Linked DNA regions of Homo sapiens: region 2 is linked to region 1. Evidence: chromatin loops called from intact Hi-C (ENCODE). Cell type or tissue: A673. All regions are shown on one strand. Each heading gives the region's core, and the rest is flanking DNA. Links, peaks and the distances in the headings are about the cores only. Region 1 has its middle 700 kb from the start of LINC01507. Region 2 overlaps LOC105376103 (a long non-coding RNA gene).

Evidence for each region. Peaks named below come from ENCODE experiments on the same cell type or tissue, not always from the same donor. Only the 100,000 strongest peaks of a DNase experiment are listed, where the experiment ranks them.
Region 2: it touches region 1 in a loop (6-fold over the local background); 2 of 110 quality-filtered maps call a loop at or near these places.

The regions. Positions count from the first base shown.
Region 1 is chr9:80,513,549-80,529,283 of GRCh38, reverse strand. No RefSeq gene overlaps it. Among named protein-coding and RNA genes, the nearest start is that of LINC01507, 700 kb to the right of the region's middle. In A673, for the core only: no CTCF peak of the experiment used is centred there; no DNase peak of the experiment used is centred there.
Region 2 is chr9:80,440,964-80,456,698 of GRCh38, reverse strand. LOC105376103 (a long non-coding RNA gene) reads right to left here. Exons shown (of 3, transcript XR_929989.3): 2 at 8,595-8,652; 3 at 5,227-5,523. Among named protein-coding and RNA genes, the nearest start is that of LINC01507, 620 kb to the right of the region's middle. In A673, for the core only: no CTCF peak of the experiment used is centred there; DNase peaks (open chromatin) are centred at 7,498 and 8,618; H3K27ac peaks cover 3,145 bases.

The DNA.
Region 1 (15,735 bases), core at 3,950-11,949:
TGTTGGATAAGCTTTTTGATGTGCTGTTGGATTCAGTTTGCTAGTATTTTACTGAGGAATTTTTCATCAATGTTCATCATGGATATTAGCCTGAAGTTTTCTTGTTTTGTTGTATTTCTTCTGGGTTTTGGTGTCAGGATGATGCTGAACTCATAGAATGTGTTGGGGAGGAGTCCCTCCTTTTCAGTTTTTTGGAAAAGTTTCAGTAGAAATGGCGTCAGCTCTTCTTTGTACCTCTGGTAGAATTCAGGTGTGAATCCATTTGGTCCTGGCATTTTTTATGTTGGTAGGCTATTCATTACTGCCTCTATTTCAGAACTCTTTATTGGTCTATTCAGGGATTCAATTTTTTCCTGGTTCACTCTTGGAAGGGTGTATGCATCCAGGAATTGATCCATTTCTTCTAGATTTTCTAGTTTATGTGCATAATGGCATTTATAGTATTCTCTGACGTTTGCATTTCTGTGGGGTCCATGGTGATATTCCCATCATCACTTCTGATTGTGTTTTTATGATTCTTTTCTCTTTTTTTAATCAGTCTAGCTAGTGATTTATCCTATTAATTTTTTCAGAAAAACAGCTCCTGAATTAATTGATCTTTTGAAGGTCTTTTTTGTGTCTCTAACTCCTTCAGTTCAGCCCAGATCTTGATTACTTCTTGTCTTCTGCTGCCTTTGAGTTTTTTTTTTTGTCTTGGTTCTCTAGTTCTTTCAGTTGAGATGTTAGATTGTTAACTTGAGATCTTTCTAGCTTTTTGATGTGGACATTTAGTGCTATAAATTTCCCTCTTAATACTAATTAGCTGCATCCCAAAGATTCTGGTACATTGTTCCTTTGTTCTCATTACTTTCAATGAACATCTCAATTCCTGCCTTAATTTCATTATTTACCCAAGAGTCATTCAGGAGCACATTGTTCAATTTTCATGTAGTTGTGTGATTTTGAATGAATTTCTTAATCTTGAATTCTAATTTGATTGTGCTGTAGTCTGACAGACTATTATCATTCTAGTTCTTTTGCATTTGCTGAAGAGTGTTTTATTTCTTATTAAGTGGTCAATTTTAGATTAACTGCCATATGGCACTGAGAATAATGTATATTCTCTTGAATTTTGGTGGAGAGTTCTGTAGATATCTGTCAAGTCCTGTTATCCAGAGCCAAGTTCAAGTCCTGAATATCTTTGCTAATTTTCTGTCTTGATGATCTAGTATTGTCAGTGTGCTGTTAAAGTCTCCCACTATTATTGTGTGGTAGTCTAAGTCTCTTTATTGGTCTCTAAGAACTTGCTTTATAAATCTGGATGCTCCTGTATAGGGTGCATATATATTTAGGATAGTTAGCTCTTCTTCTTGAATTGAACCCTTTACCATTATGTAATGCCCTTCTTTGTCTTTTTTTGTTCTTTGTTGGTTTAAAGACTGTTTTGTCAGAAACTAGGATTGCAACCCCTGCTTTTTTCTGTTTTCCATTTGCTTGGTATATTTTCCTCCATCCCTCTATCCCAAGCATACGTATGTCTTTGCAAGTGAGATGGGTCTCCTGAAGACAGCATACCATTTGGTCTTGGCTCTTTATCCAGGTTGCCATTCTGTGTCTATTAATTTGGGCATTTAGCCAATTTATATTTAAAGTTAGTATTGTTATGTGTAAATTTGATCCTGTCATCATGATGCTAGCTTGTTATTTGGCAGACTTGTTCAGGTGGTTCCTTCATAATGTCACTGATCTATGTACTTCAGTGTGTTTTGTAGTAGCTGGTAACTTTTTTTTTTCTTTCTATATTTAGTGCTTCCTTCAGGAGCTCTTTCAAGGCAGGCCATTGGTGATAAATTCCCTCAGCATTTGCTTGTCTTAAGAGGATCTTATTTCTCCTTTGCTTATGAAGCTTAGTTTGGCCAGATATTAAATTCTGGGTTGGAAATTCTTTTCTTTTAGAATGTTGAATATGGCCCCCAATCTCTTCTGGCTTGTAGGGTTTCCACGGAGAGGTCTGCTGTTGGTCTGATGGGCTTTTCTTTCTGGGTTACCTAGCCTTTCTCTCTGTCTGCTCTCAACATTTTTTCTTTTATTTTTACCCTGGAGAATTTAATAATTTTTTGTCTTGGGGTTGACATTCTTGTGGAGTAACTTAATTGGGTTCCCTGCATTTCCTGAATGTTAATGCCGGCATGTCTAGCTATGTTGGGGAAGTTCTCCTGGCTGATATCCTGAAATATGTTTTCTGACTTGGTTCCATTCTCCTCATCTCTTTCAGGTATATCAATCAGTCATAGTTTCAGTCTCTGTAAATAATCTCATATTTCTTGGAGGTTTTGTTTATTTTTTTTCATTCTTTTTTCCTCTAGTCTTGTCTGCATGTGTTGTTTCAGGAATATAGTCTTCAAGCTCTGAGATTCTTTCCTCTGCTTGGTCTATTCTGCTACTGATACTTATAATTGCATTGTGAAGTTTTTGTGTTGTATTTTCAGCTCCATCAGGTTAGCTATGTTCCTCTCTAAATGGGCTGTTCTGGCTAACACTTCTGTATTGTTCTAATATGATTCTTAGCTTATTTGCATTGGGTTACACCATACTCCTTTAAGCAAAGTTCATTATTACCCACCTTCTAAAGCTTATTTCTATCAGTTCAGCCATCTCAGCCTCAGTCCGGTTCCATGCCGTTGCTGCAGAGGTGTTGCCATCATTTGAAGGAGAAGAGGCACTCTCTTTTTGAGTTTTTAGCATTTTTGTGTTGATTACGTCTCATGTTTGTGGGCTTATCTACCTTCAATCTTTGAGGTTGCTGACCTTTGAATGGGGTTTTTGTGGGGTCTTTTTTTGTTTGTTTATGTTGTCATTGTTATTTTTGTTTGTTTTTCTTTTCACTAGCAAGCCACTTTTCCAAAGGGCTGTGGTTTGCTTAAGGTACACTCCAGACCCTAGTCAACTTGGTCCCTCCTGCATCTGATGGTATCATGAGTGAAAGTGCTTCTCTCAGCTGTGTTTGTGGGTTCCTTTGGCTGTGTGCCACTCCTGGGTGGGTCATTGCCCCGCTATGCTTTTCTTTATTCTCCATGAGTTATTTGCCTAGTCAGTCCTAATGCAACAACCTGGACATTTCAGTTTAAGGTACTGAATTCCCTTGCTGGTTTTCTTCCTCTCCATGAGTGCCATGGGCTGTAGCTGCTTCTAATCAGCCATCTTGGCCCCTCCCTGAAAATCCTATTTCCAAATCTTTTAGTAATAGCCATCCTAATGGGTATAAAGTTGTGTCTCATTGTAAGCTTAATTTGCATTTCCCTAATTATTTTATGATGTTCAGCATTTCTTTTGTATGCTTATTGGCCATCTATACATCTTCTCTGGAGAAATGTCTATTCAATTTCTTTGTCCATTTTTAATTGGGTTGTTTGATTTTTCTTGATGATGATTTGAAGGAATTTTTGTTTATTCTGAATATTAGCTCCTTACGAGATATATAATTTGCAGCCTATTCTATGGGTTGCCTTTTAACTCTGTTGATAGTGTCTTTTGACGTTCAAAGTTTTTTTTTTTTTTTTAATGCAGTCAATTTTGTCTATTTTTACTTTTGTTGCCTGTGCTTTTTTTTTTTTTTTTTTCCTTTGGTCATAGCCAAGAAATCATTTCTAAATTTAGTGTCTTGAAGCTTCTTCTCTATGTTTTCTTCTAAAAGTTTTATAGTTTTAGGTCTTACATTTAGGTCTTTGATAAATTTTGAGTGATTCTGCATATATGGTGTAAGGTAAGGGCCCAACTTCATTCTTCTGCATGCAAATATCCACCCTTCTCAACACAATTTGTTGAAAAGACTGTTCTTTTCCCATTGAATGGTCTTGGCATCCTTCTCTAAAATCACTTGGCCACGTATGTGAGGGTTTATTTCTGGCATCTTTATTCTATTCTATTGATATATATCTTTATCTTTATGGTGGTACCACACTGTTTTGATTACTGCAGTTTTGTAGTAAGTTTTGAGTTGCTCTTTTTTTGAAGATTATTTTGGTCATTTGGAATCCCTTTAGACTCCACATCAGTGCTAGGATGGATTTTCTATTTTTGCAAAAAATGTCATTGGGACTTTGATAGGAATTGAATTGAATCTGCATTACTTTGTGTAGTATTTATATCTTAATTGTCTTCCAATCCATGAACACAGGATATCTTTTCACTTCATGATGTCCTTTTTAATTTCTTTCAAAAACGGTTTGTAGTCTTAAGAGTGCAAGGCTTTCGCCTCCTTGATTAAGTTTATTTCCAAGAATTTTATTTTTTGAGGACAAAATATGATTTTTCTGAGGATTGAAAATAAATTATGCCAAGCAAAAATATACAGATACCTTATGCATAACAATTCCACACATTATACATAGGTACATCCCTTTCAAAAAGGGGAGCATAACTCCCCACCATTTAAGTGTGAGGTGGCATAGTGTGTTCCTTCCAAAGAATACAGTATAGAAAAGGGGAGGCAGTAGTATTTGTATTGAAATCTGACAGACACTGTCTCATGCAGGTGCTCAAGGTTAGCATCAACAGTGATAAGTCATGCTGATAGCATATATCCTTGAAATGATGTGCTGAAAATGGTGCTTCCATGTTCCTCCCCCCAAAACCCATAATCCTAATCTAATCATGAGACAAACATCCGAAAAATTTCAACTGAGGGCCATTCTATAAAACACCTTGCCAGTACCCCTCATAATTGTGAAAGTCATTAAAGAGAAGGAAACTCTGAGAAACCATCACTGCCAAGGGTAGTGTGAAGAGACGTGACAACCAACTGCAATGTATTATACTGGAAAAGACCTGTAGCAATAATGAAAAAGAGAATATTAGGTAAAAACTGAGGAAATCTGAATAAAATATGGACTTTAGTAAATAATAACATCTTAATATTAGTTCATTAATTGCAACAAATATACTATACTAATGTAAGGTAATAATAGAGGATACTGGCTGTGGTGGATATGGGGACTCTTCACTACTTTATGACTCTTCTGTAAACCTATAGGTAGTCTATAATAAAGTGTTTATTTAAAATTTTATATATGTTAACATAACTAATCATTAAGGAAATGCAAATTAAAACCACAATAAGATATCATCTCATACCTGTCAGAATGGCTGTTATTGAAAATGACAGAAGGTAACAAGTGTTGGTGACAATGTAAAGATAAAGGAACCCTTGTACATCATTAGTAGGAATGTAAATTTGTACAGCCACTTTAGGAAACAGTATGGAGGTTTCTTTAAAAACTAAAAATTGAGTTACCATATGATCCAGCAGTCCCACTTCTGGATATATAGCCAAAGGATTTTAAATCAGTATGTCAAAGAAATGTCTACACTTCTGTGTTCTTTGCAGCATTATTCACAATAGCTAAAACATGAAAACAGCCTAAGTGTTAATCAACAAATGAACAAAGTAAAAATAGCATATATACACAATAGAATATTATTCGGCCTTAAAAACTGAAATTCCATCATTTCTGACAATATGGATGAATCTGGAGGACATTATGCTAAGTAACATAAGTCAGAACAAATGACTGCATGATCTTGCTTATATGTGGTACCTACAACAATTGGACTGAGAATCACAGAGAAGAATGATGTTTGTCAGAGATGGAGGGTTGTGGGGAGTGGGGATGTGTTGGTCAAAGTTTCAGTTAGACATAAGAAATATGTCTTTTAAGATCTATGACACAGCATATTGACTACAGTTAATATATTGTATATTTCAAAATTGCTAAGAAAGTATATTTCAAATGTTCTCATTGCAAAAAATGACAAATATTTAAGGTGATTGATATGTTAATTAGATTGATTTAACCATTTCACATTGTATACATATAACATTTTATAATCCCTAAATATACACAATTATCATTTGCCAATTTATAATAAAACAGAAAAAAATAAAAAAATAAATAAATAATATAAAAATGATTCATGGATGACATTAGCCTATTTAAAAGCTCAATAAAAATTGGCTCTAATTATGATGATGTTTTTGTTATTTGACTATATCGTTAGCCAGGTCACATCTACTCCCACAAAATTTGATTTCTAATATAGATAATCCTGCAAAGTGTATTTTGACCACAGGGATACTTCTTATTAAAGGATTTTTGGCTTTTTCAAATCATAATGCAATGGGGAAAGAATGGCTTTTTCAATAAATGGTGCTCAATCAATTGGAAATTCACTTGGAAAAAGTTATATCTTATGATATTGACAATAAAGACAAAGAGAATTACTATTGAATAAAGGGCATTTCATAACGATAAGGGCATCAATATATCAAAATGATATAACACTGCTAAATGTGTATGAATCTAATTTATAGAACTTCAAAATGGATGAAGCAAATTTGACAGAATTAAAGGAGGAAATGGAAGGATATTTTTTAACAATCCACACTCAGTAATTAGGAAAACAAGTAGACATGAAAGATATCAGTAAGGTTGGATGACATAAACAACAATATAAGCCACCTTGACTTAATTGGCATCTACAGACCCCTACATGGAATAACTATAGAATCACATTATTTTCAAGTATGTATGGTATGTTCACCAAGATAAACTTTAGACTGAGTCATAAGTTTCAATCCATTTAAGGAATTGAAATTATATGGAGTATGTTTTCTGACTGTATTAGTTTACTCGACGTGTCATAATAACATACCATAGAGTGGGTTACTTCAATAACAGAAATTTACTTCACACGGTTCTAACCACTGGCAAGTCCAAGATCAAGGTCCTGGCAAGGTGGGTTTTATTCTGAGGCTACTTTTCTTGGCTTGTAGACTGTGTGCTCTCATGCCCCTTCTGTGTGTGTTGTAGAAAGACCAAGATCTCTCTTTCTTTCTCTTTTTGTGAGGCCACCAATCCCCTTGGATTAGGACCCCAACTATATGACCTCATTTGAATTTAATTACCATATGTATACTTAGCATATATATGTTCATATATATATGAAACAAAGTGTTAGTAACTTGTATGAGTACTTTGACTCCAGCATTGTTTAAAAGGATAATACATAAAGTCCACATAGGGTTTGTCCTGGGAATTCGAGGTTCATTTTTACGTTTAAAAATTTACCAGTGTAATTTGATCTTACTAATAAAGGTGAGAAATTATATGATTATATGTCAACAAAAAAATTTTTGAAACTCCAATGCCCATTTATGATAAAAACTAGCAGCATACTAGGAATGAAAGAAAACTTCCTCAATCTGATAGAGTTTCTATAAAAAAACATTATGCATCATGAGAAACATTGAAGAATCCTGCATCTTTAACTGATAAGTCAGTAACTGCTTTTAATGTCAATAAAGAAATTGGTTAAACTGTCACTTACTGTGTTTTAGGACTAAGACCATTGTATAATAACATGAGAACTTCAAGAAATTTGATACAGAAAATTGGATAGGAAGTCTTCTGGGATTACTTCCAAGATACAGACCAAAGCCCACTTGATCGTTAAAAGAAGATTCAACCTTCCTAACAGTGTCTTTCTGCCTGTAGCCAACAATTCAAGATGGTTAAGAGTCAGAAACTCATGTAATTTCTTGGATTGCAAAGACCTTTTTTTTTAAAAAAAAAAAAAAAAAACTCAATCTAAGAATATAACTGCATAATATTTCTGTCATTGTAATTTGATAACCTAATGCAATTTTCGGAATTCAAATAGACTGGCAGCCAACCTCTCTTTAAAATATATTTAGGTTTTGAAATATTTTAAAATAGAAATTATAATTTTCAATTTTTAAGCCAGTCAAAATTTACAATTGTTCAATCTTTAAGTCAATTTCAGAATCTGTGTCCTACCAGACTAAAATAAAAACTAGACTGCCTAATTAACGTAGTCACTTTATAAACCCCTCTATGTGTATCAGTAATGAGCATACATCCAAGCAGCAACAGAATGCAGGGCAGATTGGGTGGGCAAAAGGAGCTCACTTCGCTGTCAAAACTCAGAGCCTTTGCCCTCACTGTCAAGTGAGGGCACATGTCAATTCACATGCAATATGAATTGCTCTACATAACAGGTTGTTTCTTTTCTCGTTTTTTTATTAGGGAAATTTTTATTTTTTTTAATTTTCTTCTAATATTTTATATTTTCTTTTGTTGTTGAGAGTTAAATTACTTATTTGGGGTGATGAAATTTCAACTTCATTTCTGGCCAAGAGAAATGTAAATCACCCAGGGATATTAGATTTGAGACTAGAAGCAGCAACTAAAAGAGACTGTCTATTCTGGTGAAGAGTTGTGTACATTTTAGCTTCTTAAGAAATAGTTGCACTGCATTATGTGATAATATTTTTCAACTGTATATAAGAGAAGGTAGGTGAATGTGCATTCTATGCAAACAATGTGTGGAAAGTAGTAGATGCCTGTTGTTTTTATATATTTTGAAATCCTATTTGTCACTTTTTTATGAGTAATTCAATGTCGAATCCAATGAACAACCACTTCTTAGGGGCTGCTGTGTGTTGTCTATCTCCAATTCACCTTCTGTACATTACAAATGAAGGTACATGATTCAAACTAGCAAGGGGCTGTATTACTCCCCTGACCACACTGAATATATAAGGGTGAGTATATGGACCTTGGCTTTGGATATATGGGTGCTGAAAGACAGGTTGTTTTCTATTTCTGGTGTAACAAATTACCACAAATGTAGTGAAAAAAACAACAAAAATTTATTTTCTTTCGGTTCTAGAGTTTATAAGTCTAAAAGGAATCTCATGGGGTTAAAAACAGTGTCAATAAATCTGGTTCTTTTCCTTGCATTTTCAGCTTCTCAAGGCAGACAACAACCTTGGCTTTTGACGGCATCCCTCCAATTTCTGCTTTCATTGTCACAACACCTATGCCGCCTGTGATGCTGCTGCCTCCCTCTTATAAAGACCCTTGAGATTACATTGAGCACACACACATAATCCAGAATAAATTATCTCTGCATTTCAGGATCCTTAATTTAAGCACATCCGCAAAGTCCCTTTTGCTATGGAAAATAACATATTCACAGATTCTGAAGATTAGGATGTGGACATCTTTGTGGGGAGCATAAGTTGGCCTACCCCAGTGTGTCTTTTTTAATTTCATAGTTGATATATTACTATATTTGTAAGTTTAGAGTTATTAGCTGAGATTATTATTGACAGGTAGGAAGAGCTTTTCTTAAAGGCAGTGATCAAAGGGAAACTGAGGGACACTGAACCAAGATGGAGAATCAGAAGCAGCTGTAGTCCGCAGCACTCACAGAGGGGAATGAGAAGGGGCAAGTGAATTTATCACCTTCAACTGAAATATCCAGGTTCTTGAACAGGGACTGACTAAGCAAACAACAAGGCGACCCACAAAGAAGGAAGAAAAGCTGGGTGGGGTGGCAGGCAGTGGCCTACCCGGAGCAGCACAGAATCAAAGGGACTCCCACCGCCAGCCAAAGGAACCAGTGAGCGATTGTGAGACCCTACACAAGAAACCACGCTTCTCCTACAGATCTTTGTAATGCATGTATCAGGTGATCCCCTCGTGGGCCCATGCCACCAGGCCCTTGGGTCTGATACACAGAGCTGTGTGGAGTCCCTGCAGAGCAGCTGTTCAGGCACATACAGAGGCCCAGTTTTACGTACTCTGGCTCTGGTATCTCCTGCAAGACAGGAATTCCATCCATATATATTCCTAGGAAGAGGGCTGAATCCAGGGAGCCAACAGTGTCAGGCCTCACTTCCACGGCACCTCACAAGTTAAGTAAGATCCACTGGCTTAGAATCCCAGCCAGCCAATGCCAGTGGGTTGGAGTCCGCCTAAGACGGGTGTGAATTCCTGGAGAAAGGGATGGCTGCCATCTCTGCGGTTCAGTTAACTCAGCTACTTCAGCCTGCCAGCTTTGGAGAATACAGGCAATCCAAGATGAGGAATGGTACCCCACAATGCAGCACACTTCCTCTGCCAAAAAACAGGCAGACTGATTTTTTGGGCAGGTTCCTGACACTGTTCTTCCTGACTCGGTGAGACCTCCCAATGGGGGTCTCCAACCAGCTTCTACAGGTGTGTGCAGGGCAGCAACAAGTCAGTACACCCTGAGGCGGAGCTTCAAGAGGAACAAGCTGGCCCCCATGTTTGCTGTTTCACAGGATTCACTGGTGATAACGCCAGGTATGGAAGAAACTGAGGCCACTAGGGTCTGGAGTGGACCCCAGCAAACAGCAGGATCCCTGCTGTAGAGTGGCCTGACTGTTAGATCAAACAAAAAAACAAAAACAAAAACAAAAAAAACAAAACAAAAAACAAAGAGGCAGGGTGTGGTGGTTCATGCCTATAATCCCAGCACTTTGAGAGGCTGAGGTGGGTGGATCACCTGAAGTCAGGAGTTTGAGACCAGCCTGGCCAACATGGTGAAACCCCATCTCTACTGAAAATGCAAAATTAGCAGCTCATGGTGATGATGGTGCATGCCCGTAATCCCAGCTACTCAGGGAGGCTGAGGCAGGAGACTCACTTGAACTCAGAAGGCAGAAGTCACAGTGAGCCAAGATCATGCCATTACACTCTGGCCTGGATGACAAGAGTGAAACTTTGTCTCAAAATAAATAAATAAATAAATAAATAAATAAATAAATAAATAAATAAATAAAATAAAATAAAATAAATAAAATAAAAAGAAAGAAAAGAAAAGAAAACAAACAGAAAACATCAACAAAATGACCCCATGAAAACCTCATTCAAAGGTCAGCAACCTCAAAGATCCAAAGTAGAGAAGCCCACAAAGATGAGAAATAATCAACAAAAAAACGCTGAAAACAAAACGACAAAGTGCCTCTTCCCCTCCAAATGACTGCAACACACTCCAGAAAAACACAGAACTGGGCTGAAGCTGAGAAGGCTGAATGACAGAATTAGGATTCAGAAGGTAGGTAATAATGAACTTTGTTGATCTAAAGGAGCATGGTGTAACCCAATGCAAAGAAGATAAGAATCATGCTAAAACAATAAAGGAGCAATAGCCAGAATAGCCAGTTTAGAAGAACATAACCTACCTGATGGAACTGAAAAACAATACAAGAACTTCACAGTGCAATCACAAGTATCATCAGCAGAATAGACCAAATGGAGGAAAGAATCTCAGAACTCGAAGACTATCTTTCTGAAATAAGACAGGCAGACAAGAATAGAGAGAAAAAAAGAATGAAAAGAAACGAACAAAACCTCTGAAAAACATAGGATTATATGAATAGACCAACCCTACAACTGATTTGGGTACCTGAAAGAAACAGGGAGAAATAAACTAAGTTGGAAAACATACTTCAGGATATCATCCAGGAGAATGGATGATAGCAAGACAGGCCAGCATTAAAAATCAGGAAATGCAGAAACCCCTGTAAGTTACTCCACAAGAAGATCAACCCCAATACACATAATCATCAGATTCTCAAAGGTCAAAATCAAAAAAAAAATGTTAACGGCAGACAGAGAGAAAATCCAGGTACCCTAGAAAGGGAAGCCCATCAGACTAACAGTGGACCTCTAAGCGGCAGCCCTACAAACAAGATGAGATTTGAGGCCAATATTCAACATTCTTAAAGAAAAGAATTCCTAACCCAGAATTTTATATCTGGCCAAACTAAGCTTCATAAGCAAAGGAGAAATATTCTTTTCAGACAAGCAAATGTTGTGTGAATTCATCACCAACAGGCGAGCCTTATAAGAGCTCTTGAAGGAAGCACTAAATATGGAAAGAAAAAACTATTACCAGCCACTGCACAAACACACTGAAGTACACAGACCAGTGATACTAGGAAGCAACCACATAAACAAGTGCAAAATAACCAGCTAGCATTATGATGACAGTATCAAATTAACACAACAATATTACCCTGAAATGTAAATGGGCTAAATATCCGAATTAATAGGCACAGAATGGCAACCTGTATAAAGAGCCAAACCCATCAGTAGACTCTCTTCAAGAGACCCATCTCATGTGCAAAGACTCAAAATACAGGGATGGAGGAAAATTTACCAAGCAAATAGAAAATGGAAAAAAGCAGGAGTTACAGTCCTAGTTCTGACAAAACAGACTTTAAAACGATGAAAATCAAAACAAAGAAGGACATTATATGAAAGGAAAGGGTTCAATTAAACAAGAAGAGCTAACTATCTTAAATATATATGCATCCAATACAGGAGCACCCAGATTCACAAAGCAAATTTTAAGAGACCTTCAAAGAGACTTAGACTCCCACACATTAATAGTGGGAGACTTTAACACCACATTGACAATATCATACAGATCAAAGAGACAGAAAATTAACGAAATATTCAGGACCTGAACTCAGCTCTGGATTAAGTGAACCTGATAGATATTTACAGAACCCTCCATCCAAAAAGTGCTGACTATACATTCTTCTTGGTGTCAAATGGCACTTACTCTAAAATTGATCACATAATCAGAAGTGAAATAGTCCTCAGCAAATGCAAAAGAACTGAAATCATAAAGAACAGTCTGTCAGACCACAGCACAATCAAATTAGAATTTAAGATTACGAAATTCATTCAAAACCACAAAACTACATGGAAATTGAACACCCGGCTCCTGAATGACTCTTGGGTAAATAATGTAATTAAGGCAGAAATCAAGAAGTTCTTTGGAATTAATGAGAACAAAGAGACAACATGCCAGAATCTCTGGGACACCGCTAAAGCAGTGTGTTAAGATGGAAGTTTGTACCACTACATGCCCACATCAAAAAGGTAGAAAGATCCCATGTTAAAAACCTAATCTCTCAACTAAAAGAACTAGAGAACCAAGAGCAAACAAACCCAAAAAATAGCAGAAGACAGGAAATAACCAAGATCAGAGCTGAACTGAAAGAGATAGAGACATAAAAAATCCTTCAAAAATCAATGAATTCAGGAGGCAGTTTTTCAAAAAAGTAATAAAATAGACCACTGGCTAGACTAATAAAGAAGAGAGAAAAATCAAATCAGAAGTGATCACCATTGACCCCACAGAAATACAAACAACCATCAGAGAATACTATAAACACCTCCATGCACATAAACTAGAAAATCTAGAATAAATTAATGAATTCCTGGACACATACAGCCTCCCAAGACTGAACCAGGAAGAAATTGAATCCCTGAATACACCAATAAAGAGTTCTGAAATCAAAGCAGTAATAAATAGCCTACCAACATAAAAAAAGCCAGGACTAGATGGATTCACAGCTGAATTCTACCAGAGGTACAAAGAAGAGCTGACACAATTCCTACTGAAACTATTCCAAAAAATTGACAAGGAGGGACTCCTCCCTAACACATTCTATGAGGCCAGCATCATCTTGATACCAAAACCTGGCAGAGCAACAACAAAAAAAGAAAATTTTAGGCCAATATCCATGATCAACATTGATGCAAAAATCCTCAATAAAATACTGGCAAACCAAATCCAGCAGCATATCAAAAAGCTTATACAACACAATCAAGTAGGCTTCATCCACGGGATGCAAGGTTGGTTCAACATATGAAAATCAATAAATGTGGTTCATCACATAAACAAAACTAAAGACAAAAACCATGTGATTATCTCAATTGATGCAGAAAAGGCCATCAATAAAATGCATCATCCCTTCATGTAAAAAACTCTCAATAAACTAGATATGGAAGGAAGATAACTCAAAATAATAAGAGCCATATATGACAGATCCACAGCCAATATCATACTGAATGGGGCAAAAGCTGGAAGCATTCCCCTTGAAAACCAGCACAAGACAAGGATGCCCTCTCTCACCACTCCTAATCAATACAGTGTTGGAAGTTCTGGCCAGGGCTATCGGGCAAGAGAAAGAAATGAAGGGTATTCAAATAGGAAGAGAAGAAATGAAATTATCTTTGTAGATGACCGGATTCTATATTTAGAAAACCCCATGTCTCAGCCCAAAAGCTTCTTAAGCTGATAAGAAACTTCAGCAAACTCTGAGAATACAAAATCAATGTGCAAAAATTGCTAGCATTCTTATGCAGCAACAACAGGCAAGCAGAGAGCCAAATCATGAATGAACTTCCATTCACATTTGCTGCAAAAAGCATAAAATACCTAGGAATACAACTAACAAAGGAAGTGAAGGACCTCTCCAAAGAGAACTGCAAACCACTGCTCAAAGAACTCAGAGAGGACAGAAACAAATGAAGAAATATTCCATGCTCATGGATAGGAAGATAATGGCCATACTGCCCGAAGTAATTTATAGATTCAACGCTATTCCTAATAAAATACCATTGACATTCATCACAGAATTGGAAAATCTACTTTAAAATTCATATGAAACCAAAAAAAAGCCTGAACAGCCAAGGCAATTGTAAACAAAAGAACAAAGCTGGAAGCATCACACTGCTCGACTTCAAATGATACTACATGGCTACAATAACCAAATCAGCATGGTACTGGTAGAAAAACAGACACATAGACCTATAGAATAGAACAGAGAACTCAGAAATAAGACTGTACCCACCTAAAACCATTTGATCTTCGACAAACCTGACAAATACAAGAAATGGGAAAAGAACTCCCTATTTAATACATGATGCTGGGAGAACTGGCTAACCATATGCAGAAAATTGAGACTGGGCCTCCTTTTTACACAATATACAAAAAATTAATTCAAGACAGATTAAAGACTTAAATGTAAAACCCCTAACTATAAAAACCCTAGCAGAAAATCTAGGCAATACCATTCAGGACACAGTCACGGGGAAATATTTCACGATAAAAACACCAGAGCAATTGCAACAAAAGCAAAAATTGACAAATGGGATCTAATTAAACTAAAAAGATTCTGCACAGAGAAAGAAACTTCATCAGAGTGAACAAGCAACCTACAGAACGGGAGAAAATGTTTGCAATCTATCCATTGGACAAAGGTCTAACATCCAGCGTCTACAAGGAAATTAAACAAATTTACAGGAAAAAACAACCCCATTAAAAAGTGGGAAAAGGACATAAACAGACACTTCTAAAAAGAAGACATACATGTGGCCAAAAAACATATGAAAGAAAGATCAACATCCCTGATTATTAGAGCAAAGCAAATCAAAACCACAATTAGATAGCATCTCATGCCTGTCAGAATGGCGATTATTAAAAAGTCAAAACAACAAATGCTGGTGGGGTCACAGAGAAAAAGGAATGCTTTTACACCGTTGGTGGGAGTGTAAATTAGTTCAATTGTTGTGGAAGGCAGTGTGGTGATTCCTCAAAGACCTGGAAGCAGAAATACCATGTGACCCAGCAATCCCATTACTGAGTTTATACTCAAAGGAATATAAATCATTCTATTATAAAGATACATGCACATGCATGTTCGTTGCAGCACTATTCACAATAGCAAAGACATGGAATCAACCTAAACGCTCATCAGTGATAGACTGGATACAGAAAATGTGGTACATATACACCATGGAATACTACGCGGACATAAAAAGGAAAGAGATCATGTCCTTTGCAGGGACATGGATGGAGTTGGAAGTTATTATCCTTAGAAACTAATGCATGAACAGAAAACCAAACACCGTATGTTCTCACTTTTAAATGGGAACTGAATGATAAGAACACATAGGTACATGGGAGGAGGGAATGTCACACACTGGGGCCTATCAGAGGTGGGGGTGGGAGGAAGGAGAGCATCAGGAAGAATAGCTAATAGATGCTGGGCTTAATACCAAG
Region 2 (15,735 bases), core at 4,239-12,238, 73 kb after region 1:
TATTCAACCACATCAGTACATTTCTATGACTTCCTGATCAATAAGCCTTTATGCCTTAGGGTACCAAATTTGGTGCAAGATCATTGCAAACCTAGTGAAGTCCACAACCTCATCATGAGCCAACCTTGTGAGCCAACTCTATGACAGCCTAGTGGACCACCAGATGACCTCAGCCCATCTGACTAATAAAAACCAGACTTTGGCTCTGTTGCTGACCTCATTACTGCCAACGGCCAATGCTGCTCCTCCTTTGTTCTTGCTTTGCTTCAGATCCTGTTAACCTCACTGTCCTCTGCCAGCTGTCCTTCTATAGTCCTGCCCCACTATTCCACCCCTTCAGGCTATGGTACTCACACCAAATTGAAGCTTATCTCTAATTTTTTCCTGAAGCCATTGGAGAAACCATCACCTTGGCTTTCTCTTGACAGTATTCCCTTATCCACCCCTAATATGTAAGGCTCTGCTGCAACATATTCACCACACCACACAAATGCAATGACACCAGAGCTACACTCAATAATATTGAAAAGGAGATTGTCAATACTTACAAAACATTATTTATGCTATGGAAAACGCCAAGCTCAGACTCAATGGTGATTCATTATTTAGCTATATGTTTTCAGCAGCTGCCAATGGAGTATCTAAAGTTCTGTTTTGGGTCTAGGAGTACCCTCTGTCTATTTTGTTCTACTACCCCAGGCTACAACCTGACACATTCAACTTCTGCACTGTCCTAAATTTTCTCCCTAGATTTTATCATCTGGCACCGAGACTTAATTAATCATTGCCTAGAAGGTCACCACCATCCCATCACTCATGAACAATTCCATACCTTCCCTACCAGGCCCCACTTTCACACCCTTCATAGGCACCATTCATACTTCTAGCTAATTTCCCCTAGCCAGCCTCACTGAGTTTTCAGTACAGGGTTCACTGCCCTATCCCCATCTCTGCTTATGTTTTTTTGTTTTTCCTTCTCTGAGGCTCAGTTCATTCCATCACAGCAAGCCACCCCTAGTCTTGAAGAGTCTCTCCTATATGTATTTACAACTCATGGAGCATACAGTCCAGGTCCTTTGTTGCACTAATTTCTGGGCTTGCCACCAGTCCTTAGATGAGTCACCAGCTCTCATTACCCATATCCAGTTAACCTCATAGAAGGATTTACCTTGGCCAGCCCTCCTTTTCCTGTGTACCACTCCAAAAACCTAACGGGGTACCAAAATATTTATTCAAATTGCTCACTTGGCCTCTTCCTCTGATCTGATATGCTTTACAATTTCTAAGAAACACCCCTGCTTTGCTCATACCAACAAGCCTACTGACACTTCATGAACAGAATTTTCTCCTTATGTCAGCCAATATTCTTGTTGCTGAAGGGCTCTGATGTTATTTTAATAACACTTGTCTGTCCCTCCATTCTTACACTATCAAAACGTTCTTCTACTATCATATGCACTGTATGTACTCTGGGGGTTTGGAGGTCACATATTTTCTGGGCCTGCTGCTTCATGTTTTTCAGCCTTATTCACCACAAAAGGGCTACTATGCTATATATTGTGCTTGCCCTACTTACAGGCTTGAAGGTCACTGACACCACTCTAGGCACGCATAACCCAGTAAGCAAACACATCATTAATACTGGTCAGGAAATGGTATAGACTGATTGTATCCTTTCTCTAAATTCATATTCAAATCTGATTCTCAATGTGATGGTATTGGGAGGTAGGGCCTTTGGGAGATGAATAAATCATAAGGGCACCTCCCTTATAAATTGGATTAGTGACCCTATAAAAGAGGCCCCAGAGAGTTCTTTTTCCCCTTGTGCTATGTGAGGACACTGCCAAAACGCAGCAGTCTATGATTTAGGAGGCAGGTCCTCACCAGACACCAAATCTTCCAGCACCTTGATCCTGAACTACTCTGCCTCCAGAACTGTGAGAAATAAATTTCTGTTGTTTATAATCCATCATGCCAACCTGTGGTATTTTTGTGATAGTAGCCTAACCATGCTAAGACAGAAAATATCCAGAGTCCCTGTATTGGTTCATCATCACATTGCTATAAAGAACTACCTGAGACTGGGTAATTTATAAAGTAAAGAGGTTTAATTGGCTCACAGTTCTGCAGATGGCTGTACAGGAAGCCTGGCTGAGGAGGCCTCAGGAAACTTACAATCATGATGGAAAGCGAAGAGAAAGCAAGCATGTCTTACACGGCTGAATCAGGAGGAAGAGAGTGAAGGAAGAAGTGCTACAAACTTTTAAGCAACCAGATCTCAGGAGAACTCACGAAATTAAACTAGAAATCAATTACAGAGAATATCAAGAAAGATATTTAAATACTTGAAAAATAAACACCATATGTCTCAGTAAGCCATGTTTCAAAAGTCATAGGGAAGTTATAAAATGTTTTGAATTGAATGAAAATGAAAAGACAACATATCAAAAAAATTTTTCTTATTCTAAAAAAAGCAGGATACATGTGCAGAACGTGCATGTTTGACACATGGGTATATGTGTGCCATGGTGGTTTGCTGCACCTACTGACTCATCCTCTTTAAGTTCCCTCCCCTCACCACTCACCCCCAACAGGCCCTGGTATATGTTGTTCCCCTCTCTGTGTCCATGTTTTCTCATTGCTCAACTCCCATATATGAGTGAAAACTTGTTTGGTCATCTGTTCTTGTGTTAGTTTGCTGAGGATGATGGCTTTCAGTTTCATCCATGTCCCTCCAAAGGACACGATTGCATTCCTTTTTATGGCAGCATAGTATTCCATGGTGTGTATGTACTATATTTTCTTTATCCATTCTATCATTGATGGGCATTTGGGTTGGTTCCATGTCTTTGCTATTGTAAATGGTACTTCAGTAAACATATGTGTGCATGCATCTTTATAATAAAATAATTTATATTCCTTTGGGTATAAACCCAGTAATGGAATTGCTGGGTCAAATGGTATTTCTGGTTCTAGGTCCTTGAGGAATAGGCATACTGTCTTCCACAATGGTTGAACTGATTTACATTCCCACCAACAGTGTAAAAGAGTTCCTATTTCTCCACAGCCTCGCCAGCATCTATTGTTTCCTCACTTTTTAATAATTGCCATTCTGACTGGCGTGAGATGGTATCTTATTGTGGTTTTGATTTGCATTTCTCTGATGATCAGTCATGTCGAGCTTCTTTTCATATGTTTGTTGCCTGTGAAAATGTCTTATTTTTAGAAGTGTCTGTTCATATCCTTTGCCCACTTTTTGATGGATTTGTTTGTTTTTCTCTTGTAAATTTGTTTGAGTTGCTGACAGACTCTGGATATTAGACCTTTGTAAGATGGTTAGATTGCAAAAATTTTCCTCATTCTTTAGGCTGCCTGGTCACTCCGATGATAGTTTCCTTTGCTGTGCAGAAGCTCTTTAGTTTAGACTCCGTTTGTCAATTTGGGCTTTTGTTGCAATTGCTTTCTGCATTTTTGTGATGAAGTCTACCCATGCCTGTGTCCTGAATGGTAGTGCCTAGGGTTTTGATGGTTTTCTTCTAGGGTTTTTATGGTTTTTGGTTTTACACTTAAGTCTTTAATCCATCTTGAGTTAATTTTTGTGTAAGGTGTAAGGAAGGTGTAAGGAAGGGGTCCAGTTTCAGTTTTCTGCATATGGCTAGCCAGCTTTCCCAGCACCATTTATCCGATAGGAGATCCTTTCCCCATTGCTTCTTTTTGACAGGTTTGTCAAAGATCAGATGGTTGTAGATGTGCGGTGTTATTTCTCTGTTCTGTTCCATTGGCCTATATGTCTGTTTTGGTACCAGCACCATGCTGTTTTGGTTACTATAGCCTTGTAGTATAGTTTGAAGTCAGGTAGCGTGATGCCTCTAGCTTTGTTCTTTTTGCTTAGGATTGTCTTGGCTATACAGGGTGTTCCTTGATTCCACATAAAATTTAAAATAGATTTTTCTAATTCTGTGAAAACTGTCAGTGGCAGTTTGATGGGAATAGCATTGAATCTACAAATTACTTTGGGCAGTATGGCCATTTTTACAATACTGATTCTTCCTATCCATGAGAATGGAATGTTTTTCCATTTGTTTGTGTCCTCTCTTATTTCCTTGAGCAGTGGTTTGTAGTTCTCCTTGAAGAGGTCCTTTGCATCCCTTGTTAGCTCTATTCCTGGTTATTTTATTCTCTTTGTAGTGATTGTGAATGGGAGTTCATTCATGATTTGGCTCTCTGCTTATCTATTGTTGGTGTTAAGGAATGCTTGTGATTTTTGCACATTGATTTTGTATCCTGAGACTTTGCTGAAATTGCTTATCAGTTTCAGGAATTTTTGGGCTGAGATGATGTGGTTTTCTAAATATAGGATAATGTCATCTACAAACCGAGACAATTTGACTTCCTCTCTTCCTATTTAATATCCTTTATTTTTTTCTCTTGCTGATTGCCTTGGCCAGAATTTCCAATACTGTGTTGAATAGGAGAGGTGAGAGAGGGCATCCTTGTCTTGTACCAATTTTCAAAGGGAATGCTTACAACTTTTGCCCATTCAACATGATATTGACTGTGGGTTTGTCATAAATAGCTCTTATTATTTTCAAAATTTGACAATGTAGCTAAAGTGGTGCGTAGAGGGAGACTGATAGCTTTAAATGCTTATATTAGAAAAGAAAACAGAATTCACATGAATTATCTAACCTCCTTCTGAGAGAAAAATAGAAGAACAAATTAAACCAAAAGCAAATAGAAGAAAGGATAATGAAAATGAGAGCAGAAATCAATGAAATTTAGAACAGAAGAAAAAGAAAACTAATTTACCCAAAGGCTGATTGTTTAGAAATTTCAATAAAATTAATAAATTTCTAGTTAGAATGACCAAAAAAAAGAGAAAATGCAAATTACAAACAATAAGAACTAATAAAGAAACATCACTACAGACTGTACTGACATTTAAAGAACAAAGGGATGCTGTGAACAACTCTAAGCCCATAAATTAAACAACCTATATGAAATGGACATATTTTTAAAGACAAAACTACCGAAACTTACTCAAGGTAATATTCATATGATACTCAACGATCTATGCTATATAGAGGAAATTTCAGTAAAAGGAGAGTATTATATAACACAGGAGAGAGAAATCTCTTATTCAAAGCATATTTTAGTTTTTGCTATTATACTTTAGTAGCTAAATACATATTTCTTATAAATACAATTGTTGTTAAGTCAGAATGGTAATATTAAGAAGCTCACATTGACTTTTATTTAATAAAACTTGTATACCTTTTTAAAAAGTCATTTCTCTGTACTCCAGTAAAGTAAGGAAAACTGGGATATAATTATTATTATAAGCTACACATAATTTTTCCTCTTAAACATTCTGTTTTCATGTTGTTTGTAAAGTTGATTTTTTAAAAAGTAATTTAGTACTTTTTAAAATCTAGAAACTCATCGGACTTTTTTTTGTCATAGAAGTTTGAAAAATTCCACCAGGATTTCTCTAGATATGGACTTCTTTTGCATTCTGTTTGCCTGAAACATGAAAAAAAATTATTAAATTTCTCAGTGAAATTTTCATTAGATGAATTTTTAGACAATTCAGATAATTTTATTTTGTGATTTCAATATGGCTAGAACTTTGTGCAGTTTTATTTTCACCTATAAAAATTTTTATTAGCCATTGAATAGTGTTCTTGCGTGGTCTTTCAAGTTAATATTTTTCACTTACCCTCAGTCGAAAATGAGAAGGTAAAGTTGAGTTAGAAATTTTCTGTAGCATATATTCTCTACCCAATGATTGCATTGTATTTTAAATTCTTCATATTATACATCTGAATAATTTATAGAAAGCTCTCACAATGATTCTTCCTTCAGTGGGGACTGTTTGACATCCTGTGTATACAGTGTGAATAAAATGTTCATGTAATATACTCACACTGAATCAAAGGAAATAACACTTTGGCTGGCCTTGACTGAATCTTATTTTGCTTTCCTCTTTTAAGTTTTTGTTTTCAGTATTTCTTTCAGTTTTACATATCTTCAGGAGGTGTTAGAATCATTTACTATTTAAATGACAGACTATTAAATTGTTATCTTATAAATTAATTCTGGATTTTGGTATTTTGCATTGAAAGTTAAATGGTATTGAGACCCAAGACATATTCCAAACAGGTCATGAAGTCTAATTAACCTTTTATTACATTCAACTACTTTAAGTTACATGAACTTGGCTCTGTCCTCTAAATATAACAATACAGTTTTGGCATCTCATTAATAAACAGGACAGCATTTATTAACACTGCTATGTAACTAAAGTAAAACTTCATCAATTCAAATCTCAGGGAACCAGAAGTAATCAAGCTAGACCTAAACAGGAACAAATTATCTGACATCATATTTTAGCGGCAGGAGAGCTGAGAAGCTAAACAACTTGCTGTTTCTGTCAAACAATCTTGATTACTTGTCAGTGGAGAAGAAGTTGGTAGGGTATGGAATGAAAGGTTAATTTACTTGCACTCACATAACCTCTCCCTCTCTTCTTACAGAAAAATAATCAAGGTCATTAATTGAAGTTCTGCAAGTCAATTTCTATAAATTCATGACTCACAGGATCATATATTTTAAATTACAAATATAATAGTATTTGAGGTCATCCATGACAAAACATTCTATATAATACTGTTTATTATTATTTTTATCTGACCATATTTTCATTAAACGTTTCTAGACTAAAAACATATACACTTTTGTTAGTCTTGCACCAGAATTCTAATATGAAATATTTATTTGCTCTTCATGTATTCATTCATAAAATATCCTTCCTTTCCTTCTTATATTAACCGTGTCTATCTATATTTTGATGTTTTGACATCTGAGGCCCTGCTGACCCTAGAGGAAGTCAGCTCACTCCAGGATTAGCCAGTTACTAGAGAGAGTAAACAACTCACCTGCGAGCACAACTTTCATATGCAAATCAACCAATGCACAGCTTACACTCTGTACTCTAAGCCACTATCCATCTTCCCTTAGCATTCCAGGGCTAGGTCCTAGACAACTAGAGACAGCACCTATGACCCTGATCCTGCTGTAATTTCTCCCGAGGAAACCACAATAAAGGCTCTTGGCTCAAGATTTTCCCTCTCCCTTTGCCTCCTGACTGCACCTCCCCCACCGCATGCTGGCCTATGTGAGCCCCTGTGTCTCCATCTGTAAGTATAACACATTATCTTTTTGTTGTTTTTTAGAGATAGATTCTCACTCTGTCACCCAGGGTGGGGTGCAGTAGGGTGATTATAGCTCATGTCAACCTCAAACTCCTGAACTTAAATAATCCTCCTGCCTCAGCCTCCCAAGGAGCTTGAACTATAGGCATATGGCATCATACCCAGTTAATTCATTTATTTATTTGTAGAGAAAGGGATCTTGCTACGATTCCCTGGCTGGTTTTGAACTCCTGGCCTCAAGTAATCTTCCCACCTTGGCCTCCAAAGGATTATAGGTGTGAGCCACCATGCCTAGCCCACAAACTATCTTTTCAATGGCAATCATCTCCTGATCTGTTGGCCTTAACATAACTCAATAATAAAACCTATTAAAACTCTCTCTCTCTTTTTCCTTCCTTCCTTCCTTCCTTCCTTCCTTCCTTTCTTCCTTCCTTCCTTCCTTCCTTCCTTCCTTCCTTCCTTCCTTCCTTCTTTTCGTGTGTGGAAATATGTAGAAACCAGTGGCTATTTAAATGAGCCATTACTAATTAGCAAAATGTTGTACTGTCTTGGCTAGGCTATATAAAATAAATTTTAGCAAAATGAGTACTACGAATTTTGGATGGACATACGTCCTTTCATACTTAATAATCCTGAGTGTGAAGAAATACTTCTAAAATCTGCCTTGAGTTATCTAAACTTTAGATGAGTGGGTCAGTCTTCAAATATCAGTTATAGCTTTAGAAATAAGGGGAAATTATTCACCAGAGCACTTAAATAACAGCATATGTTCTTTTCTTTTTATTAACTATAAACAAATACCAAGTTTAAATGTAAACTTTGACTACTAAAACAAAATATGGGTACAGAGTTTTAAAATGGTGCCAACCTCACTTTACCCTTTACATTTTGGTTTTTGTAAGTACACTTACGCCATGGCAGAGAAGTTTAATCATGGATTTAGAAAATGTAATCATCAAAATTTGCTGAAATCAAAGAATAAAAGGGTGAATTAACATTAAAATTATTTTCTCAGCACCTTAAGAAAAGTCATCTCTAAATTAGATTTTTTTGTTACCAATTACAGAAAATATTTGTGAACTCCATTTTATTTGGATTGCATACCTTTTAAAATGTGTTCAGCTTTTTGGTTTTTCATTTCGTTTTGTTGACTTTATCTTTCCACTTAAGTTTTAGCCTAATTCCATTTTATTTTTGACTTTAAGCCTTCTATATTGTTCTCACTGATAACATCATTTATTTCTTAATTCCTCAATCTCCTACTTTCCTTGTTTGCTTGTGATCGATTTGCCCACTCTTTCCTTTTCTCTTGGGGAAGATACTCTCATACTCATTCATTCTCCCTTTTATTCACTTGTGAATTTTTTTCTGGGCACTTACCATCTGCCAGTAATAATAGGAGTCCCAAGGGACACAGAATGACAAGACAATTTCTGTTCTGGAAGAGATGAGAAAAAGAATGAAAAGCCACTAATCAATTAAGATGAAATGTGAAAATTGTTGTAATGAAAGTAAATAGTAAGTGCTATGTGCAAACAGTAGGCAAATTACCAAACTCAGAGGAATGAGATAAAGAAGATTTTCACAGAGGCGCGGATGTTAGTGAGGAGCACTGTAGGATAAATGAAAATTTTCAGGGAAAAAGGGGGAATAGAACATTTGTGACAAAGTTACCAGAATCGTCTAATTGAGTATTATAAAACACCAAGATAGAAGGTAAGCACAGAAAGGCTAGAATTCTGGTAATACTCAATTTATTCTCTTCTCATGTCTATTAGTCAACCTTATCTGACCTGTCCTGTTCCCCAGAAAGCTACCTCTTTGGCCTGCTTCTTCTTACCTCCTTACTATTTTGGCTTCTATTTGGGTTCAACCAAGGGTTGGCACTGGCAGGACACGAGGGTGGGAGGAGAGAATAAAGGTGCATTACTTCCTCACTCCCTTCCTAATTCCATGGAGATGTTCTGGTAGAAGCTCTGTCCCTCCATGACTGTAGCGTCCCCCTAGATGGCCCCTCCATCTAGGGCAAAGGAGCTATGGATTCCTTCCCCCTAGAATTGGCTCCTCCACGTTTCCAATTCTCACTGAGCTCCAGTAATGTCTTTCCTCCCTTGTCTCTTTGACCATTGAATTGGCAATGGCTTTCTACTGTTTCTACTTCTGGGGATCCTACCAATACTTTATTTGTTCAAATCCCAGCTGCAACTTTTCAATACCTCCAATCAACAATTTTCATTTTAGCCATCCGAGTTACATGTTGTACTTTGTAAGTATTCTTACTGCCATGACAGGAAGAAGTTTAATCGTGAATGACCTTTAAAATATCAACTATTTTAAAAATCTTGTTATAACCTGATTTAATATAATCTTGGGTTTCAGTATCTATTTGTATAAACAAAGAAATAAATGACAAACCAGAAAAAATAATGATGGAAAGCATGCAAACATTAAAGCCCCCAAAATCTTAAAAATCTCTGAATATCAAATAAGATTTCTGAGTCAAATTTGGTTATGAAACAAAAGGTAAAAGGGAGTCTTAATTTTTTTTCAGAACTAAATACAAAGTCTAGTAGAAACATTCACAAAGACACAAGATGATTGGGTCTCTAGGTAGATGGTATTATCAGCCCAGAAACAAAAATAGCAAGACATCATAAGCAGGGACTTTGTGGGAGAAGTTATTCTAGCTGTGCCCTTTTCTTTTCCTTTATTGACCTTGGGATAATAATCGTCTATCCTGTTGATGTAGAAGGTCAAGAAACAACAAAGCCATCCAGAATCAGCTGATAACAAAATAGTAAGATTAGGAGATGTCTAAAGAGTAGCTCAGATTAAAAATAATAATAATACATATATAAAAAGCAGGCTTTTGGTGCCCTGGATATGCAAATCCCATTTCATAAACTCCATTTCCTGGAGGAAAATATCTCCAGGTTAGGTTACAGAGTAGGAATAGTGGGTAAATGGAGCAGGATAAAGTGACCAGCCAGGATTGCAATACCATAAACTACACCTACTGTACTGCGCCTCCAATCTGCTCCCTAAAGTTACCTGCAAGAGTATGTGAGAATCCTGGGTTTTTGCCTGGCCCCAAATAAACAGCAGAGGCCAGGATAATTATAACTGATAATTGATAATGAATAAAAAATAAAAATATATGATAAGTGAAATTCCCAATGGTATATGAGCCTCTGTGTGTGTGATATATTTGTATAACGAACCATCAATGAAATTCAATCATTATGAAAGAAAAATAAGCTAAAGCATCTATACCAGAAAAAAAACAGAACTAATGAATGAGGTAGACTAATAATGTAACTTAAACATAATAATTACTGCGATGGTTAATATTAGGTGTCAACTTGATTGAATGGAAGGACGTCTAGATAGCTGGTAAAGTATTGGGTTTTTGCCTGGCCCCAAATAAATAGCAGAGGCCACGGTAATTATAACTGATGATAACTGATAATGAAAACAAAATAAAAATACCTGATAACTAAAATTCCCAATGGCATATGAGCCTCTGTGTGTGTGATATATTTGTATAATGAAACATCAAAGAAATTCAATCATTATGAAAGAAAAATAAGCTGAAGAGTCTACACCAGAAAAAAAAAAAAACAGAACTAGTGAATGAGGTAGACTCATAATGTAATTTAAACGTAATTACTGTGATGGTTAATATTAGGTGTCAGCTTGATTAGATGGAAGGATGTCTAGATAGCTGGTAAAGTATGAGGCTTGGGTGTGTCTGTGAGGGTGTTGCCAGAGGAGACTGACATTTGAGTCAGTGGACTGAGAGAGGAAGACCTACACTCAATCTGGGTGGGCTGCTAGAACAAAGCAGGTGGAAGAGTGTGGGCTAAGCTGGCTTGCTGAATCTTCTGGCTTTAATCATTCTCTGATGCTGGATGCTTCCTTCCATTCTTCATGCCCTTGGATATCAGACTCCAGGTTCTTTGGCCTTTGGACTCTTGGACTTACATCAGTGTTTTGACAGGGCTGTTGGGCCTTCAGCCACAGACTGAAGGCTACACTGTTGGCTTCCCTGCTTTCGAGGCTTTTGGGCTTGGACTGACCCACTATTGGCTTCTTTCTTCCCCAGCTTGCAGAAGGCCTATCATGGGACTTTGCCTTGAGATTGTGTGAGCCAATTCTGCCTAATAAACTCTCTTTCATATATACACATATCCTATTAGTTCTGTCCCTCTGGAGAACCCTGACTAATACATAGGCTGTAGGAGAAATAGATAGAAACCAGGAGTCCAGATGGAAACAAGCCAGATGAGAGGTGACAATCACCAATAACTTTTACAGAGATGAGAGAAGTTATTGAAAATATAAACCAAAAAAAAAAGAAGTTATATGTTTTAAAGAAAAGAATCAACTGGAACTGCTGAATATGAAAAATATATGTAATTGTTGAAATAACAAAGTCAGTTGAGGTACAGAATAGAAGAATGTTTCCAATTAGAAAATGCACTATTTAGTAACAAATCGTAGGAAAAAAAAATTATTCCAAACACATGGGAAAGAGATAGAAGAAATGAATGAGAAAGAAAAAGATAAATAGAGATGAAATAGCTATTGTTATACCGATTTAAATGACCTCCCAGAAGAAGTGGAAGAAGGGAATAAGATTTCAAAACTTCCTTATAAAAACATCTTAAAATGTAAAATAATGGCAGAGAATTTTTCAGAATTAAAGAAAGTTGTAAGATCTCGATTAAAAAGAGTTTATAAGTGCCAATAGGACAAGTTAAAACACATACACAAACACACAGGTAAACATAGTTCAGTAAAATTTTAAAAATATCAAATACAAGTAGAAAACTCTATATCCAGGAAGGATAAACATTTTACATACAAAAAGCACATCGTAGATGGAAAAAGGCATGAAATAATATTTGCAAACATCTGGCAATTTAAAAAAAAAAGAACTTTAAGCCCACAATTACATTCCCAATTACACTATTAGTTAAAGGAAAAGTGAAATAAATATATCATCAAATATATATTTGTATGATTATGAATAATAAAATTATTTTGAAATAACAACTTTCCTCTTTAAAGCACTTTCGGAAGAACTGCACCCACAAAAGGTGGCATAAATCTTTGAGGTTACTTCTTTATAGAATGTTTCATTGGGAAAAAAATAGTAAATATATGATTATATAAATAAGCAATGACTAAAAGTTATGTAAAATAGCACATCCACAAAAGTTCAAAACTAAAACTCCACATGAGAGGGAAAGACTAGAGTGAGACCAAAACAGACCAAGGCAGTCTCTAATTTTAAAGAAAGGCATATATTTTAATAAGTTTTAAAAACTGAGAGAAGGAAGTAAACATAACATGAGTCCTATTATTAGAGGCATAATTAATGACAGAATATAAATGTAACACAGTTGTTAGACCAGCAAAATAGCATTCAGTGCAAGCAAATAGAAAATGAGTAGAAATAAAAATTGATATTAAAAAAGATACATAAGATAGGAGAAATAAGCTCTAATATAAAAGTAGTGACAATAAATCTATATTAATTTAACTCATCAATAAAGAAGGCCCATACATTAGATAAAAATATTGAGGAATAATTTGCCTACAGGAGAAAAATTTAAATCAAGGAAATGCAGAAAGATTGAAAATAGAGGATGAAAAATATGTACTGGAAATAACAAGCTCATGTAAAACAAGAGTGGAATTTTACATTGGCAAAATAGAGATGAAAGCAGAAAAATTAACAAAAAATTTATAAGACATCAACAGAAAAGTTTTATAATGAAATTTATATTTAATAGTTACCCAAATATACAATCTCAGTGAGAGATAATTTCCTTACACCTCAGAGAAAATACACATTATTTTCTAGCACCTACCTTCACAAAGTCATTAACAGAATAATTCTCAGAGAAAGTATGAAAGAAAACACTCCAAAGATTCAGCATTGTAGAGACTCTGTTTTTTTCTACACTACTATGTAATTGTAAATTGACAACAAAAATACAACTATAAAAAAATCTATGTATATAGAAACTAAAATGTATATTAAATAGCTCTTGCCTTAAAAGAGAAATCATCTTTCGTATGGGGGTAGTCAAAGCATTTCTTGAAAGGAAGCTTATAACATTGAATACATTTATGAAAATTCTATAAACTGCATATTACCCAGAAACCCCACTAAAGGGCATAGAAAGAAAATCAAATTGATTACCAGCTCTAGTTCACAGACAAGAAACTTAACATTGGAAAACTGTCAATTATCTCCAAACTAATCTATAAATTCAATGAAATTCCAATAAATTACTAGAATAATGGGGAGGCTCTCATATAGGTCCATAAAGGAATCTGGTTTCAATAACTTGGAAATGACCAGATTGTTCATCTCTAGGGAAGATGTCTAGGAAAGAATACTGCGTGAGGATTAAAGGTTATGGTATGATATAGAGCAAAAAGTGGTTGAGTATGAAAAATAATACAATTATACCTAACATAAAATGTGATCAATTGATACACACAAAAAACACTATGTATTTTTTCAAAGCTATATGTATATGCAGCTGCTCTAGTAAATACATTTGAGTTATATATAGGAAGGGCAGAGTAGATGCAAAACAAAAAGAACACGAAAAGTTTGAGAAATGAATTGGAATAATAAAATTTTTTATGAAGATAGGTTTATGTAGATCGATGGTGGTGGCTTCATATAATTGAGGGGTAATGTCAATCTATGCACCAGAATTACAATAATAATAAAAAATTATTAATAAACATTTCACCCCTTGACAGTAAACTAAACGTTCACATATGTTGACAAATCCCTAGTTTCACTGCAGAGACCTCTGAGAGTTCCTGACAGCAAAGTATTCAGTATTCACAGAGACTATGCAGCCCTACCTCTACGACTGTTGCTTCTTCAGTGGGTCCCACTGCAGAGTTGGGGAGCACTGAACGGCCACTCTAGTCAATGCTGCTACCAGGACTGGAGCAAGAGGGGCTCACCTAGGTCCCAACCCTCTTTACATTAGCCCGATCCCACCAGACGTCTCCCTGTTCCAACTCTGTTTCACATTTGGCCATTAGGATTAAAAGCTTGTCTTTTGTTTGTTTTTCTGAAATGCTTTGTTATTTTCCTACATTGATTTTTTATCATTTTTACTTAAATGTGGACCTAAGGTTGAGTGTCGTGGCTTAGAGGAGGTCAAATATTGCCCAAAAGAATTTATTAAATTTTTTAAAAGTCTTGCCAAAATGAATTGCTGAGAAACACAAGTTTTGTTTAGGAGATCTACTTTGAAAATAAACTTTTCAGTAAGGTTTTCATTTAGTTTCTAATGAAAATCAAAAAGAAAAAAATCTTTACATTCTCTTATATTAAAAAAAAAGTCTTCGAGGAAATATTTTTTGTGAAACAGAGACTTACTCTGTCACCCAGGATGGAGTGCAGTGGCAAGATCTCAGCTTACTGCAAACTCCTCCTCCCAGGTTCAAGTAAGTGATCCTCCTGCCTCAGCCCCTACAGATGCATGCTACCATGCCCAGTTAACTTTTTGTATTTTTAGTAGAGACGGGGTTTCACCATGTTGACCAAGCTGATCTCAAACTCCTGACCTTTGAGGAAATATTTTGAGGCTACATCATGTAGAAAAGTAGTTACTCAGGGAAGCCTACAAACATACAAAGATATAAATATATGTATTAGATTTCATTTAGTATAAAAATAGAGAACTAAGAAGGGTTTATTCTGTTTTAGCACTGACTTTTGGGGTTATGGGACAATACTAAGTGAAAGATATATTAAATTTGGCACTATTAAAATTCGGTATGAAGATTAAAAATGGTTAAGAACTTTTAAAAGTTGAAATACATCTTATGATCATGGTTCTAAAACCTGAGTTTATGTGTGATTCGATGGGGGCTTAAAAAAAAATACTGTTTTCTAGACCCTAGCTAGACCAAGCTACTGGGATACCATGTGCAAATATTTAAAGGTAACTCAGTTGCAACATTTTATGAAAATTATCAAAAAGAGAAAAGTTGAAATAACAATTTTATGGGTAATATGCCCATCATCTAGATCCTACAATTAACATTTTAGCATACTTGCTTTATATACACATCTATCTAACCATCCACCTTATTTTCTATGCATTTCAAAGTTTCAGACATTGGTATACCTCCTCCTGCTCCCAAATACTTCAGCAGGTTCAATACTTCTTTACTTATCTTTTCAGTTAAAATTAATATTCAATGCAATATGCAAATCTTAGATGTACGACTCAATGAGTTTTGACACGGGTAATAGAAGGGTCATAATTCCAGAGATGCCAGTAGTTTATAACTCAATTTTCTGTTGAAATAGTCTGTTCATACAGCTCTATTTCAGGCACAAAAACAAAATCACCCATATCTTAATGAGTGGTAGAAAATGACTCCCCAAAATGTGTGTTTATTATCACCTAGAAATGGCTGTTAAAATTCAACTGTCTTTTTAAGCAGTTCGTGAATACAACTTCCTTCT